2 separate regions of the Homo sapiens genome follow, and region 1 is linked to region 2. A link is an interaction called in ENCODE POLR2A ChIA-PET data of the cell type or tissue named here. Cell type or tissue: IMR-90. All regions are shown on one strand. Each heading gives the region's core, and the rest is flanking DNA. Links, peaks and the distances in the headings are about the cores only. Region 1 holds the start of LOC124901623 (a long non-coding RNA gene). Region 2 overlaps ADCY1 (adenylate cyclase 1).

Region 1 (8,742 bases), core at 277-8,276, 450 kb after region 2:
ACCTCTTGATGGGTCTGGGGAGAGACATTTGCTTTCATTATCCTTGGGTAATATTCTGAGTGCTGCTTTTAGTTTCTATTTCTCTTGTATAGAGTCTAGTTTCCAAGAAAGCCTGCAGAACTTTCTGAGTCTTTAGTTTCTGCATATGGTTGCTGTTCATAAGTACACTTCATCCTGAACTGGAAAGTCTGATGATGCAATCTTCAACCGTCTTTCCTTAGCTGGAAAAGACACAAGGCTTGGAATTCAGTTTGATTATTTGTGAAACCACTCCCCTTGCTTTCCAAGTTTCCTTCTTTCTCAAGCCAAATATTGGACAGAGAGTTCTTATAACAGCTTTGGCCACTCTATACTGTCCTGAGCCTCAACCTCCCTATCCCTGGGGAGAAAAGTATACCCTGAACCAGAGCTGGGACCTTCAGGGACAGACACATCAGTGTTCTCCTGCTGCCTCTTTTGGAATAGAGTGTCAGACTAGGGTCCCTAGCCAAGATTTTCCTCTCCTCCTGAGACCTATGTGGATCCCTGTTCCCATGAGTGGGCTGCTGCTGCCCCTGGACAGTGGGGCTTTGAGAGAGCTCTGGGTTGCGGCACCTGGCCCTACATGGGCAGACCCCAGACACTAGGAATGACAGCAGCCAAGCCAGAGCGGCACGCCTTGGCCAGAAGTTGCTCTGGAACAAGCATTATGGAGTGCCAATCAATAAAGGGCGGGAACACTGATATTGCCCGCCCAATCTGGGCACCAGAATCTCGCCTGTAGCCATCAGACAGGACCCATCCTTCCTGACCAAGCTTCCAGACACTTCCTGGAAGAGCTCTTTAATTTGGCTCAAATGAAAACAACAAAAATGTTCCCCGTACAAATCCATGCTGTGAACTGAGCTCTATGCAGTTTACCACACACAGTTAACGTAACCAAGATTATTTTCAAAAACCACAGGAAAGGTAGAGTGAGATTTCTCCCCTATCAGAGTCACTGGAACACAACACCAGCCATGACTACAGAACTGCGTGGGTCCAATCCAGTGGGAATTCCTCTTCTGGCCTCCCCTCCTTCTTGTTGTTCTCATTCCCTGCTTGTCGGTGCTATGTTTGGGTCTCCTTCCATCAGCTCCTCATGGTCTGCAGACCACTTAGAGCGTTTACACCGCAGTGGCCCCGAGTTTTCTGTAAGCACCAAAGTCTGACCTGCTGACACCTGAAAAGGCTGTTTTGTGCTGAGGCCCAAAATGCCACTTGCTGATTATTCATCCCCCAGAGGACAAGATTAGGTGACAAAAGTTTAGGGAGAACTACAGCTTCCTTATCATTTTACCATGTCTATATATTGCTTTAAAATTTAAAAATAACTTACTTAAGAAGAACAGATGGGAGCAGATGGGGACGTCCACATTGCCTCTGAAAGTCACTTTCATGTATTCCTCAGATGCTCATCGACCGCCCACAAGCCAAGCTTGTCCAGGTTCAGAGATGGATCAGACACAGTCTCCAGGCATCTTCCTCACAGGCAGCTCATCACAGGAGTCCCTGCCTGGATGGAGGCTGTGCGGGATGTCGGGGGAGGGTCCCCCTGGTGGGGAAACAGCAGGTGGGGCTGCAGGGAGGGGGAAGGCTTGAGTGAAGGCTCTGGGGAGGAGGAGGCCTGGGGCCTGCAGGGCCTGGGTGACCAGAAGCACCAGGTAGCCGGAGGAGCTGGTGCTGCTGGGGCTGGGAGAGCAGAGACAGAAGGCACAGGCACCAGCACCTTGTCCAGTTGACGCCATAAATCCAGGACATCTAAGCACAGGAGTGCCTTGGCCACCCCATGATATATGGGTGAGCTGCTGGGGCCATTCTCTGCTTCAGCCAAAGGCACAGGCAAGGAGCCAGGCCCTGGACCTGTGGAGCCGGAGAACTCCTTACACCACTGCTGCCCATCCTCCTTCCAGGACACTGCCCCATGCACCCCATGACACCTGAGCTCATGTACCCCCCTGATATCAACATCTAAGGCATCACCCAGCAGAGACTGGACACCACACTCCCCACTCCCCTGACCCACCATAAGCCAATGTCCTGAAGTGCAAAAATGTCCTAAAATGGCTTTTCTTTGAGGGCTTATTTAGACCATGCCTTTCCATCCCAAACAGGGACTTTTTAAAAAATCATAATAGATTTAAAGATATGGTGTTGGTAAGTCCCTGGACTTCCCTCGGCCCCAGTTTCCACCTCCCCATCTATAGCGTCCTTAGAAGTAGGGTGGAATCTACCAGTAATCAAAAAATGTCCTTCCAGCTCTGACAATTTGGGATTCATTGGTGTTGAGGAAGCAGCAGATTGTCTTTTTAGATGGGGCCCAGCCCATCTTACCTCTCAGACAACTCAAGGGTTCCAACTGGAGCTCACAGGATGAGAGGCAGCATGTCCCCAATAAGCCAGGGAGACTGAGGGCTGCCCACTGCCCTCCTGAGAGAAGGAGGGTCCCTGAAGAGGTTCACAAGTCCAGGCTTCCACTCAGTAACAAGAGCAAGTACAGTAGCCACACAGATACTCACCTTTGAACTGGTGATGGAGATGAATATTCTGCTCTAAACTGAATACCAGACCAGGCACAGTGGCTCCCACCTCTAATCCCAGCACTTTGGGAAGCCGAGGCTAGTGGATTGGTTAAGCCCAGGAGTTTGAGACCAGCCTGGCCAACATGGTGAAACTCCATCTCTACTAAATATATAAAAATTAGCTGGGCATGGTGGCATGCACCTGTAGTCCAAGCTACTCCGGAGGCTGAGATGGGAGGATCACCTTAGCCAGGAGGTCAAGGCTGCAGTGAGCAGTGATTGTGCCACTGCACTCCAGTCCATGGTTGGGAAAAGCTAACCTAGAAGACTTAAATGATATGAGAAAAGAGGCCATGTGTTTTAGAGAAATAGTCCTGCCCTGGAAGATAGGGCACCAGGAGCAAAGTTCAAATCTGCCTGGGCCTAAAGTGGAGAGAGCCCTGCCTATTGAAACCACCTTTGCAGAATTGTAAGTAAAGAGAGAAATCTAACACGAATGACTCCATCTTGCTTCTAACCTCACAGGCTAAATTGGTTTGTTTGATTGTTTGTTTGCTTGTTTTGCTTCTTGTCATGCAGAGGCCAAGATAACTATGAGAAGAATTTCGTTTATAGTTAAATTTGAGGCAAGGGAAACTGATCCTCCTCCTTGTTTAGAGACTGAAGCTGCATCCGTACGACAAGATTAGAATTATGGTAGGGGATTGAACTTTGCTAAAGAATAGTCATCATTAACAATGACCTGCCATTGCTTAGTTTGTTTTTCTACAGGTTGCTTCCTGCCCCAGAGTCACACAACGAGGGGTTGCAAGATTTCTAACTTCTCCAGGTACTCCTATAGAGAACATCACTATTGTGAAACCTAAAGAATCACTCTTAAGCCGGGAGCTGTGGCTCATACTTGTAATCCCAGCACTTTGGGAGGCCAAGACAGGTGGAGCACCGGAGGTCAGGAGGTGGAGACCAGCCTGGCCAACACAGTGAAACCCCGCCTCTACTAAAAATACAAAAATTAGTCGGGTGTGGTGGCACAAGCCTGTAATCCCAGCTACTCAGGAGGCTGAGGCAGGAGAATCACTTGAACCCAGGAGGCAGAGGTTGCAGTGGGCCAAGATTGCCCCACTGCACTCCAGCCTGGGCAACAGAGCAAGACACTGTCTCAAAAAAAAAAAAAAATTGCTCTTTGAGATAGTTTTCAGATTTAGCATTTCAGTAGACAAAGAGACACCTCCTGGTCCAGAGACCACCTTCCCTCCTGGGAAATGACTCAGCTGCACAAAGACAGTTTTAGCTGCCCCTGTGATTTCATCCCCAGCCAATCAATTGTCTCAGTTCTCCAGCCCTCTGCCTGCCAAAGTACCCTTAAAAAACCCTAGCCTCTGAATTCTCAGAGAGGCAGGTTTGAGAAGTTTCTCCCGTTCTCCTCGCTTGGCTGGCCCTGAGATTATTAAACTCTTTCTTTGCTGCAACCCCTGCTGTTCTCATTGGTTTTTTCAGGACAGCAGGCAAGAAGGACCCATTGGGCTCTGACACTATCTCACAGGGTTGGGAGAAGGGATCCCAAACAGAAAACTCATGCAGCTTTCTACCCACAAACGTTTACTGAGCACCTACTTTGTGTATTATACTCATTGCTGGAAATACAGAAATTAATCCCTCCAGAAGCTCACCCTCTAGCAGGCTCTGCCTTTGCCTCTTAAGAGTTTAGTGGCCTTGGGCAAATGGCAGCCTCATCATAGAAATGGAGGTAAGAGTAGAAACCTACCTTCTAAAGTTCTGTGAGGATTTAGGGAGTGAAAGTTTGCACAGCATGCCAGGAGCTCACCGCGGGCTGCTATGACCATCAGTGGGAATGACAGATGTTATCAACAGGTCCTTACAAGGGCTGACAGAATGTGTTGAGATGGAGCTGAGAGCCCTGAGAAGAAGGAGGGGTCTCCATGGAGGGCACAGGGGACACTTTGAGGGGGACTCTTTGAGGAGTTAAAACAAGAGAGGGGAATAGATACCATGTGTGGAGACCAGGCATGAGAGAGCACCCAAGTGTATGAGGTGAGAAGGGTCGTAAGGCTGGAGTTGGCCAGGGCGGTGTGGAGAGGAAGACTGGGCAGGTCATGGAGGACTCTGGACCATGCTCAGGCTATGGACTTCTCTTTGGAGGCCACTGAGGAGCCGGAGGGAACCTCTACACAGGGTTGTGACATTCTGAGACTTGAGTTTTAGGAAGCCAGCATCAGTTGCAGGTGAAAGATACGTACAAGATGCAGATCTCAGAGCAGGAGATGAGTTAGGAAGTGGAATCTGAGTTACACTCAGGTGGGACACTCTCTGAAAACCTCCCAGAACGTTTTCATTTGTGGTATGCGGGGAGTGGGCAGGAAGTCCCTAAAAAGACAACCGGATTTTTTCTACCTGTGAAGACTCAACTTGTGGGTGGGTGGGTGGGTGGGTTTGTAGAATGCTCATTGACATCACTGGGGCCCAGGTCAGCTGGTGAAGACACTTGATCAGCCCACAGAGACAGGTGCCTGAACCAGGGCCAGTGGGTTTATTCACAGTGACAAATGGGGCTGCCAAATGGCCGTCATGCCAGACCTCAGGCCAGTGCAGCCCATCCTAAGGGAAAGTCTAGGTGCAAGCCAACGCTTCCCAACTCAAGCTGATTGGAGAATGCAAAGCCAAGTCCAGGGAATGGGGGGGGGCCATGGCCACAGCCAGGGTCCTTGAGTGGCTGCCCAATCCTGGAGAGCTCCACCATGGGGATGGGCCTGCAAGTAATCAGCCATCCACTAGTTCCTACAGGCTGTCTCACCCCGAGGCCTCCTACCCTAAAACCCAATGAAGACGACTCCCTTTTCTGTTAACCATAAGGGCATTCCTTTCTGTTTCTACTTTGCTGAGAGTTTATCATAAATGAATGTTGAGTTTAGTTGCCACATCTGTCTGATATTTATCTGAAATTCTCTGAATGTGGTGACTGACACTGATTGACTTTTAAGATAAAACCAACTTTTCATTCCTGGGATCAAACCCACTTGGTTAAGGTGTATTATCCTTCCTATATATTACTAGATGCAATTTGTTAATATTTTGTTAAAGACTTTCACATCTATGTTCATGAAAAATATTGGTCTATAATTTTCTTTTCTTATAATTTCCTTGTCAGGTTTTGGTATCAAAGTTATGCTGGACCCATAAAGTGAATTTAAAAAAAATTCCTCGGCAGGCCACAGTGGTTCATGCCTGTAATCCCAGCACTTTGGGATGACAAAGCATCCAAAATAATAATAATAATAATAATAATAATAATAATAATAATAATAAGATACAAAAACATTCTTTCCTCTTCTGCTGTATTAGTTAAATAATGGTGTTATTTCTTTCTTAAATGTTTGACAGAATTTACCAGTGAAACCATCTGGCTCTGGAGTTTTCTTTCTAGGAAAACTTTTTATTAATTCGATTTCTTTAATACCGGCACCATTCAGATCTACTATTACTTCTTCTTTTTTTTTGAGACAGAGTCTCACTCTGTCTCCCAGGATGGAGTACAGTGGCGCAATCTCAGTTCACAGCAACCTCCACCTCCCAGATTCAAGAGATTCTCCTGCTTCAGCCTCCCAAGTAGCCGGGACTACAGGTGTACCACCATGACCAGCTAATTTTTGTATTTTTAATAGAGATGGGGTTTCACCATGCTAGCCAGGCTGGTAGGCTGGTCTCAAACTCCTGACCTCAGGTGATCTGCTTGCCTCGGTCTCCCAAAGTGCTGGGACTACAGATCTTTAGATAGAGGGTGTTGAGTGATTATCAAAATCAATATCTTTATCCTTACTAGAGACATAGCAATAAGTAAACAAGGGCTCTTTCTTATATGTCTCTAAAAAGAAGCAAATGTCTTCATACCAAAACACAAATCAGCCCCAGAGATGCTATTAATAATACCAGACAGTCTTGCTGGTCTGGCGTAATGAAGGTAGATCTTTGGATATCAAGAGGCATAGATGTTGCCTTCTAGCAATTCTTTATAAATATTGCATCTCTCAGCTACAAGTGGATAGATCTGGAGCTACAGTCAGTTCAAGATTGCTGGTCAGTCAGGGAGCCATATCCCAGACAGTTGGTCAAGCTTATGTCTTGCAGCCAGTGCAAGACAGTCACACATGGTGAGGACAGTCCCCCTCCTCATGCCAAGAAACCTGCAGACAGGGGAAGTGAGGTCTTAAACATGAGCTGCCTGATTCTCTTTGCTGGGCACCCTGAAAACAAATACCGTCCTTTCTCCCACTGCAAACCTTGATGTGAAAGTTTGGCCTCACTGCACTGGGTGAACAGACCCAGTTCAGTTCAATAACACCTCCAGAACTGGACTCATCATTCTGATCTCATGGAACACTCTCATCATTGGTGGTACTGGCTTCAGTTTATTTAGTGGTTTTGTTCTGTAGTTACTTGCTTTTAAGAATGTACTAAGCTCCACTCAGACCAAAGCCAAGTCCCTGCCGTGGTCATCCAGCCCCCCACAGCCTTCCCCATTTCTTTTTTTTTTTTTCTTTTTTCTTTTTTCTTTTTTCTTTTTTGAGATGCAGTTTTGCTCTTGTTGCCCAGGCTAGAGTGCAACGGTGCAATCTCAGCTCACTGCAACCTCCACCCTCTGGGCTCACGCGATTCTGCCTCAGCCTCTCGAGTACCTGGGATTACAGGCATGCACCACCACACCCAACTAATTTTGTATTTTTAGTAGGGACAGGGTTTCACCATATTGGTCAGGCTGGTCTCGAACTCCTGACCTCAGGTGGTCCACCTGCGTCAGCCTCCCAAACTGCTGGGATTACAGGCATGAGCCACCGCACCTGGCCTCCATTTTTTTAATATTTTAGGTTGATTGTAGTTTTTTGTTTTGTTGTTGTTGTTGTTGTTGTTTTACAAGCCAGAATGTGTGGTCCCTCCTGCTATTGGTCCTTTTCTTGGAAGCTGTATCCAAGAATTTACAATGTCAAGAGGAACAGGAATGCACCTTAGGACCTCACTGTGCACCCAGTTCACAGGGATGTACATTCTTTTAATGGGTCCAGCTGGACGCAAGCCCAACTCCTCAGAGGAAGGGAACCTGCATGGAAAGCCGCGCCTCAATAACCACGATGACAATAACCGAGATGTCCTCCCAGAATCAGCACAACGTGGGCACCCAGTAAATATCACCCAACACAGTGATTGAAACTGACTCAGTTCCACCCACATGGAAACCCAAGAATGAACAGAAGCCAGCCTGAGAAAGTCCTCTTGTGTCATACAGCCCTGCTCACCCCTCCACCTAGTTCCTACCACAGCACAGTTCAGTTATGAGTGGACATCACTGTTTCCCCTGCCGGAAGTGAGCCACTTGCAAATGGTAGACAGGTGGATAAATGACAATGAAGAGGTAGTGGCTTTTTAGGAAAAGTCCTCTCACACTCTTAGATAATACAGCTGAGGGCAGATACCAGCTGGCATATGATAAACCACTACCTTGACCTTCAAGCCATGATCTGACCTTCAGACCCTGCTTCACCATTTGGAGCTGTTTACCAAGGAGCTTAATTCCAGCAGAACATCTTCACAGACAAAACCCCCAGAAACGCTGCATTCTCCCAACAAGTTCAACATTACCTGATCATCAGAGATAGCAGTAAATCCTGTTGGGTCATCCTTACCCAGGGGCCAAGAAGATGACATCTTTATGATTTAAGAGAACTAACCTTAAACCATCTTTTTGTCCCTTTTGTACTTGAATACTTTTTACAATAAATGGTACCTTAGATCCATGACTACTGCTGAATAGGACTTGCTGGAACATTGTTCCTAAACCAAGCTTTGTCCCAGAAAAAAAATCATTTCTGAAAAGCTGCAACACAATAAAACATTCTTCAACATTGTTATAAAATTCTCAAGACCCTTACAAATGCACAAATGGGTTCCGGAAGCTTCAAAACTAGATGCCCTGACTACTTTTATTATGATTCAAAAAATGGTATGAAAATACCGCATTGGAGGTAGTTTTATTTTTGATTAACCCTAGAACAGTCAATCAACCATGTTACCCTAAACAGCACTCTGGAGTCTGAGGACCCACTATTAAATTTAAAGGTACAGATAAATGTCCAAACTATGGATGCCCAAATGTGGAATCTGAAGCTGTTAACATCATCTCTGTCATGTCCCC
Region 2 (8,742 bases), core at 523-8,522:
TCTCTCTCCTGCCGCCATGAGAAGACGTGCTTGCCTCCCCTTTGCCTTCCGCCATGATTGTAAGTCTCCTGAGGCCTCCCAGCCATGCCTCCTGTACAGCCTGTAGAACTACAAGTCAATTAAACCTCTTTTCGTCTTAAATTACCCAGTCTCAGGTAGTTCTTTATAGCAGTGTGACAACAGACTAATACACATTCCTTATGTGCCTTAGGATTTCCTCTGCCCACTCAGAATTCCCCAAGCCTGGAACAGACCTCTCTGTGGGCCTTGGAAAGGGACACATCTGACCTGCAGGCCCCTCTCCTTCCTGGTCACTCAGGCACTGAGCCTGCCACCGAGGACTCTATTAAAAGAGGAAGTCAGTGGGCAATTACTGAAATTAGTGTCTTGGGGCATGGCCCGCTCCTTTGGAGATGGGAAGGGCTTTCTGGAACAGAATCAGACTCAAGACAGGAAAAAAATGCAGTTGAGAGTGCAGACCTCGCTACTGAGGAGTGGCGGGGAGCAAACAGAATCAGTGGGCCAGCTGCGAGGCCCAGCATGGAGCCCTGCGGGGAAAGGTTAGCTCTGGCCACTTCACCTGTTCACCTGAAACTTTGTATTTCCAAAGTTTCAAATAAAACACTCCACTCCAAGGTAGGAGGAAGAGAAAGACATTATATAAAGTGTCCTCCTCTGCCTGGGCAAGCTCCCCCTGTTGATAAACATATTCCATCCTGCATGTGCAAGGCAGGGACACACACAGCCCAATGTGGCTGGCAGGGGATGCACCAGATGCCAAGATGGTCCCAACAGAAGGCCGGCCGTGCAGAGCACACACTGGTGGGTCCCAGGGTCTGTGACAGTCTGAGGAGGAAGAAGGGTCTGTTTGGCTGGGAGGCATCTTCCGTGCTCAGTCTTCGGTGGCTTTTCTTCCGGTCCAGAGCCAGGAAGCTGAGTGACAGGAACTCTGGCGTGTAGAGCTTCCTGAGGCCCTGGGAACACTCTGGTAATCAGGAGCCCAAGCAGACAGCAGCTACAGGAGGCCCAGGAAGATGCCCCTGGCACTAGGGTAGACCAGTTTCAGGTAGCAGGGGTAGAGATGTGGAGCTGAAGGCACCAAATCCTGGAGAATCTCACAGACTGAGAGCCAGCAGCTGGAATGCCAGGAGAGCTGGCCAAGAGGACACAGGTTCATGGAGCAAGTGAACCAGAAAGTGGAGCAAGCCAGGTGGGTTTGCAGCTCCAGGCAGCTCCAGGCCAGGTGCAGAACCAGAGCGTAGACGCAGGGCTTCCTGGGCAGCGGTCAGGAAGAGGCACGTCTGCAGAAACAGCTTATAACCCATCAACATGCAGGGCAGAAACAGTAGAAGGAAGGACAGCACCCTTTAAGGCCCAGAACCTCAAGCAAAAGATGGGGTGTTACTGAGCACAGGAGCATACACAGCCAGGTAAGGAGACCAGGGGCCAAGAATAAGCAGCAGACCCCTCTCAGGAGGACCCCACTCGGCACAGTCAGGGTCACCAACCTTCAAGGGCAGAAGGCCATCCAGTTCAGCTCCACGAGCCACCTGGTCAGCCAGGTCAGCCCACATCATTCAACTCTGCTTGTGTCTGTGCTCAGCACCGAGTGGGGGCTTCACAAATATTTACTAAGCAAATGGACTGACATCTGTCTCCTTAAAGCATCCACCTACAGAGCCTCATTTTCCCCCAAGGAGATCACACAAAACCAGATCTGATATGATATATTATCTATATACACACAAATAGCATATGATATGTGATGTGATATAATGTCATTTATGACATAATGTGATATGATGTGATCCATTAAGAAATACGAAAGACAGTTATATGACGTGTGATATATAATATGTGATATGTTATATGGTAGATTATGTGATATGTGATATATGTGATATATATTACATGAAACATGATGTGGCATGTAACATATGACATATGATATACAAGTGATACATGATGTAAGGTGATGTATGATGTCATCTGAGATGCAACATACAATATATATGATATGCTGTGATAACATCCCATCCTTTCAGAGAACAGGTGATGGTCATCACTTCTAAGTCTTCTCCACGCCAGGCATCTTTCCTTCCTTCCTGCTTCTGCCCAGCATCTCCTCCAGCCAGGCTGCTTTTCTCTGGGGCAATGGCTCTCTGTTAGGCTGTGTACTGAGGTCAGCTGAGGGGGCTTTTCCACTCTCAGTCCTAGATCACACTCCAGACCAGCCACCTCGGGCTCTTGAGGTGGAGCTACCATCAGGGACTTTGGTTTTCACAGGCAACTCTGACATGAAGCCGTGTTGGTGAACCGCTGCCCCACAGGGCTCGGCTTTGCTCATGTGTCCGACACACAGGTGCCAGAAGTGGGCACAATGCTTGAGGTACCAGCCTCCTCCCAACCGCCTCCTTCCAGTCACACTGTCTGCAGGAGCACTGCATGGGGCAGCCCACGAGGCAGTGATGGGGCAAAGGGAGCCAGCAGTCTCGCCCCATCTCTCAGCCTAGCTGGGTGGGGTGTTTGCCTGTGCATCCTTTCACCTGCAACTACCCATCATCTCCCTACAAAATTCTTATGCTACTACTTTTCCGCTCCAGGTATGAAGCTATGCCCCAATCCCTGTTGGCCCCATCTCATTGGAGCATACCCACCTCTCCACATTTTGAGATGTTTGTTTGGATCTACACTCCATACATTAGCTCAGCCTTCCAGCTCCACACCTTCCCTAACTTGACAAAAACATCTGTGTCTTCATCCCAGTCTCTGATAAGGACAATGACAACATAAGACTGACCAAGAAATGGGCAGGCCTGGCCTCACAGGTGTAATATTCATTCCATGAAGACTCACCTGCCCCGATCCCAAGCCTGTCTCCCCACACAGAGAGCATCTGAGACCCAGTTACCTTGCTGAGTGAAGAGAAACACACATATTTACTTCCTTTTAATAGAGAATTCAGCTAGATTGGGGCCAAACCTTTCTGTATGTCTTATCTGGCTAAGCTAAAGACTAATTTATTTTTGTATGACTCATGCATACCTGACAATATGCAGGATTCCTGTGGACAAAGAAATACAGCCACACACGAAATGTAAAGGCAGGGAATCACGGAAGCATCCTTTCATGCTTTCCTGAACCCAGCATCCTCCTAATGCTGGCATCATTCTCTGCAGCCTCAGACAGACCCATCAGGACAAAGCGAGACCCTGAGAGGGGAGCCCACATGGGGCAGAAGGTGGCTCAGCTTCTAGGATTTCAATGTGTAGATGCCCCAGGCCACTCCTCTCAGCCCCACGGGGTACTTACGTGATGGTATCAATCATGTCGAGTCCCATCTCCACACAGCAGTGGGCATGGTCAGTCTTGGGCTGGGTGAGGCCCGACACGCAGTAGTAGCAGTCCCCGAGAATCTTGATGCGGCGACAGTGGTTCTCCTTCAGGGAAGGGCAAGGCACATGGTAAGAGACAGCGCTACAGAGGCTGTGAGCGCCACTGCTGGCTCCACCACCTCTAGACACTGGTGGCCACAGAGCGCTGGCAAGACATGCTGCACCTGGGCCACCACCTTCCCGCCCAGGCCACACCCTTGCGTGGTCAGCACAGTCTTGAGGGCTGGGACCAGGCTCACATTGATCTCCTTCTCCCTTTCCCCATACCTCGCTCATGGCCTCTTTCCCCTTCGGGGGTCCATCCCTCCTGTCTGCTTCACTGAGCCAACCCTACAGGATGATCATTCAAGGTCCGGCTGGAATGCCATCTCCATGGGGCATCTTCCCCAACTCCCTTTATTCCCACGGCACCTCCCTTAACCGCCATGCAGACCATCACGGACAGCCCTCTGGAATGTGCTAGATTCCCCCCAGCAGCTGCTTCTCCCCAGGAAGGGTGGACCTCTCACCCATCTGGGTGTCCCTGGGGCTTCTGACCTCCCCACCCACAGGGCACACTCCCAGGAGGCAGAAGGCACTGGCCAAAGCTGAATGTCCATCTGCTCGTCTGTACAGTGGTATGAATAGGAACAGCAGCACCAGCCTCACAGGGCACATGGAAGGTGGAGAGAGTTAACTCTAAGACCCTGTATTGTCTTACTTGGATCAATCAGTGTCAACTGGGATTATCATCACGACTGTTGTGTTTATTTCAGGGACAACATTAAAACAGCAGCTCTAAAACATTTCCATTTCAGGACCCCTTTATGTCTTGAAATCACTAAGGACTCACTAAAAACTAAAACTTTTTGTGTAGGTGGGTTATAGCTACTGATATTTAACAATAAGAATTTTTTCATGTACAAATGCATTTAAAATAATAATGAATCCACTGCATGTTAACATAAATAACATTTTATGAAAAATCACGACATTTCCCCAAACAAAAGACAATGAGTGAGAAGCACAGTATTGCAGTCCACTTCTGTGAGCCTCTGTGGTGCCGTCATCTCCAGGGCAGACAGTGGATTCTGTGACCCACTTCTGCATCCAGCCTTCGTGCTGTGCTATCTCTGCAGATGCCCGTGAAGGAACCAGCCTCACACAAGCACAGTGCTGGATGAGGAAGGACCTCACAAGTCCCCTGAAATGGTCTTATAAGGCCACAGAACTCCTTCAGCCACTCTGAGAACACATCGGTGGCTTATATTTAATGTGATCCTTTGGTTTCTTACAAATGACTGGGGCCCTGCAGGTCCTGTCGAATGCTGAGTTAACACAAGTGCATTTGGAATGAGAATCATCAGCTCTCATGACCCCTGTGCTCATCTGTGCCCCACATTCTTAGAGAAAAGGAACCATGGCCAGCACAGAGTGAGTCAGGACAGGGACAGGCCACACCGACCGCTGGGAGCCCCAGTTCCCAGGCTGAGCAGGGATTGGCCTAGCAGCTGAATGGCCTGTCCATGGAAGTATCTTCCCAGAGCTGAGCAGACAGCTGATGACCCTGCTGTTGTCCTGAGCTGCCCTCAGGCCTGGCGTTGCAGGGACCTTGAGAGATGGCCCTGGCCACCGCCCAGCATCAGAGGAGGGGGCGCTGTTGGGCATACAGTTGGCTCTCTGCCCAGCTCCTTCCACCACTGAGCCTCCCTCAGCACTCCAAGACCATGGACGGGAGAAAAGGGGAGGAGGTGATCAGAGATTTCAGTCTGTGAGATGGACACTGAGGCCAGCCTTGTAAAGCCCAGGGTCCAAGTCTGCTCTGTGAGGGCCCGGCAGGCTCCTCCTGCTGACAGGGAGCTGGTCACAGAGAGGCTGGTGACAGTACAAAGACATCCAGGGTCTGGCCACTTAGGGTCCCTTCCATCTCTGCATGACTGTGACAACTACTTAGCCCTTAGAACCCTGGCCTCCTCATCTGCAGAAGGGGGCCTTCCCACCTGCCCTCATCCCCCAGCAGGCTGAGCTGCAGCTGACATGAGCCTGTGGCAGGGGCCCGGGAGCATGAGTTCAGAGCTGGGTAGGTAGGTCCACTCCACCCAAGGGCAGGCTGCTTGGCCCCACAGTGCTGTTTCCCAGGTGTCCAAATGTTTCAAAGGGGTCAGGATATGCCTGCTTGGAGGACCAGTGATGATCTGGGCAAGGGTCTCTGTGCAGTGGCTGGCACCATGGTTACTGTCACTGCAGCAATGACATGGCCTGGAACCACAGTCAGTGCTCACAGAAAGGACCGTGTCCTGTCCCAGGGAAGGTACAGCCAAGAGGCCACAAAAGTGACCTGGACACATGGTTGCTGCCTGGTTCCAGTGCCAGCCCCTCAGGGCCCAGCTTGAATGACCATTCACTGGACTCCAGCGTGGGCTGCCAGCGCCAGTCTCTGTCCTGCAAAACTGAAGGCAGGACCCCTCAGGGACTCACCAGGGATGCGACCGGACAGCCTTCTCAAGCCATACTCACCAGAGCCTCCAGGCCCACAGTCAGCTCTGGGCTCTCTCCTGGGACACTACCCTGTCCCCATTGGCACTGCCCTGGTGTGCTCTGTGCATTCAGGCCTGCTTCCAAACATCCCCCAAATGTCCCCAACGGTCAGACACAGGCCTGAATGCACAGGGCTTGCCAGGAAGGGGAAGCGGCCACACCTCATACTCAGGCTTCCTCCACCCAGCCCTTGCCACCTCCCACCCCCTCCCTGAGATTAGAAACCCCGTGAGCACTCACAACCTGTGATGATAGCCCTGACACATCAGGATTTCTTCTCAGAGGCCCAAATGAGGGCTCAAGACCCCTCTGGGAGCCCACAAGAGCCACAATGCCCACTGGCTGCTGGAACTCTTCTTGCACATGGTTTTGGGAGGGTCACCAATCCCCAACTCTAAGGACCTGTGCTCTGGACGTCAAGGACTTTGAGGGTGATGTGGGTCCCTGATCATCCCTGCATCTCATGTGCGTGAGTGGACTCAGGGATTGTGGGCAACTGCTAGTGTCCCTGCCCCCACCTCAGCTCTGAGCTGTGTTCCCAGCATCCTTCCAGGGTCCCGTGGTTACCAGGGCCTCCTGGTCATCTCTGTGAGTCCAGAACAAGCCTATCCCTGGAGTGGGACAGGTGTGCAGGACAAGGCTGCTGAAGGGATGAGTGTGCATGAGTGAACAGGCCAGTCAGATCTGATGGTAGCAGGGCCTCCAGGGTAAAAGGCAAAGGTGGGGCCTGTCAGTACAGCTGCTCCAAACAGCCCACCCTGTCAACCCAACTATCCTATTTGACACCAAGACTTGGCATGGCCACCGCAGAAAAGGACATTGCTGTGGGGCTGGCTGGGGTGGAATCTTCAATTACCATCCCTACAGGAGTCCTATGTAAAAGGAGGCATAAATAGCACACGGGAATGAAGGCTAAAGAGATGCCCACGGAGCCTCAAGTGTGACCGTCACTGCATGGTGTGGGCGAGCTGTGAGTGGGGAGAACCTATCTCTGCATGAGGACCAAGGGCAAAGCCATCTAGCACAGGCTATCCACATGCACATGGTCATGTGGCAAGGCCTTACAAGCAGATGAGGGCTTGTGTATTCTAAAGAAATTGTCCAGAACACTTGTCTTTAGAACAGCAATCCTCTCCTAGAACCTGGGCAACTCATACCATACACACATGTGTGCACATATCCAGCTCACTCAGCATCACACATGAGTCTCTGGAAACTGTTCTGAGATGCAAAGCTGAGAACCCTCCTGGGCCCTCATGGCATCCCTTTCCCACCCACCTCCACCACGCTGGCACTAGTGGAGACAGCTTAGGACAAATGTTGAATATATTGCTTTATTTTGTCTTTAATCTCAGAGGCCCTGGCTTTTGTTAGCAAGCTTAAGAGATCAAAAAAGGTATTTCTAATTGGTTTTAGTGTTTCTGATTTTAGACTCTTTTGTATAAATATGGAAAGTCAGCACCTAGAGTCCACTGCAATAAAGCACCACAGGAAGTGTTGTGTCTCCTCCAAAAGAAGAAAGAAGAAGATGAGATGGAGGGTTGGCAGGGGCTCAGAGGCATGTTCAGCCCTAAGGGACAAGAGCTGCCCCCTCCCTCCCAGGCTTGAAAGGGACAGGACTACAGGCAGGTGACATGACAACAGAAGCTTCTCAGTATAACAGAGCCACTGCAGGAGAATCCAGATAGGAAAGTCTCCTGATTTGCTCCAGGTATGGCCTAAAGAGCTGCGGCCAGCTTGCAGACAGTCTGGGCCCATCATGGCCTTGACTGAGCAGGCAGCCACAGAGAAGGGTCTAGAACAAAAAGGGCTCACATAGGCCAGTGCACTCTGACCCTGCCCAGCCCCAGGACCCGTCCCAGAAGGGCACAGAGGTAACGTCTAGAAGAAAGCAGAGAGTCAGTGGCTCAGGAAGATCCACTGCCAATTCCAGAGCTCTGACATGCCCAGGCCGCTCTAGGGCCAGCTCTAAAACAGTAGAGTCCAGAGAGGTCATGGACTCGCACACTGCATCCCAATTCTAAGAAAACAGATACCTGGGAGAAGGAGAGGATGAAAAGCCTGAATCAATCCAGTTTTTGCCCGAAAGTGACTGCATCCAAAACCCAAACTGGCCAAGTCCAATTAACTTTGTAAGACTGGAGTGTTTGGCTATCAGTGGAAGAACGAAATAAGAAATTTTAGAAAACCCTAGAGGAAGCTTCCTGCTACAGAGATAGCGCAGAAGAGCTGAAACACAAGAACTCTGCAGACACCTGTTCATCAACAGGATCAAATCAGGTCCCCGGAAGCCTCCCTGCCTCAGGGGAGGACTGAGGAATCAGCGTGCCCTGTTGGGAAGCACTCTCCAGGAACAGTTTCACAGTGCATGCACTACCAGCATCAAAAAGAAACCAAAAGGAACCATGGAGGGGCAAGGGGAAACCCAGCACAAACATCTAACTACACGCACGGGAGGAACAGTGAGCAAGGGAGGGGTCTCTCCATGTACCTCGACTTCGGTTTTTTACTGTGGAACTGAACCATGCAATTATTTTATGTGCCTAAAAAGAAAAATTAAAAACAGTTATACCTAAAAGATCAAAACCAAAATGAAATAAACCTGTTACCAGCATGACCACAGAGAGAAGAATTATTTCGAGCGATGAGAAAATGCATATTTGACTGTATGTCTGGTAGAATATAATGCAAGGACAAAAATAACCACAAAGAAATCTCCAATTGCATTCAGCAGACTTATTGTTGAAAATAATATTGGCAATGTTATTTTGAGCCTACTATATATGGAAAGATGAAATAAATAATATTACTGTCATTAGAATTTTCAGCA

The links. ChIA-PET counts read pairs that join two places held together with the same protein. Peaks named below come from ENCODE experiments on the same cell type or tissue, not always from the same donor. Only the 100,000 strongest peaks of a DNase experiment are listed, where the experiment ranks them.
Region 1: POLR2A ChIA-PET joins it to region 2 with 12 read pairs; 2 of 35 experiments call an interaction of 5 or more read pairs at or near these places.

The regions. Positions count from the first base shown.
Region 1 is chr7:45,195,614-45,204,355 of GRCh38, reverse strand. It overlaps LOC124901623 (a long non-coding RNA gene), which reads right to left and starts at 2,655. Exons shown (of 2, transcript XR_007060301.1): 1 at 1,358-2,655; 2 at 1-221. RefSeq lists an enhancer at 1-143. In IMR-90, for the core only: no CTCF peak of the experiment used is centred there; no DNase peak of the experiment used is centred there; H3K27me3 peaks cover 1,076 bases.
Region 2 is chr7:45,643,368-45,652,109 of GRCh38, reverse strand. ADCY1 (adenylate cyclase 1) reads right to left here. Exons shown (of 20, transcript NM_021116.4): 5 at 3,313-3,440. Among named protein-coding and RNA genes, the nearest start is that of ADCY1, 73 kb to the right of the region's middle. RefSeq lists an enhancer at 5,495-6,408. In IMR-90, for the core only: no CTCF peak of the experiment used is centred there; no DNase peak of the experiment used is centred there; H3K27me3 peaks cover 709 bases.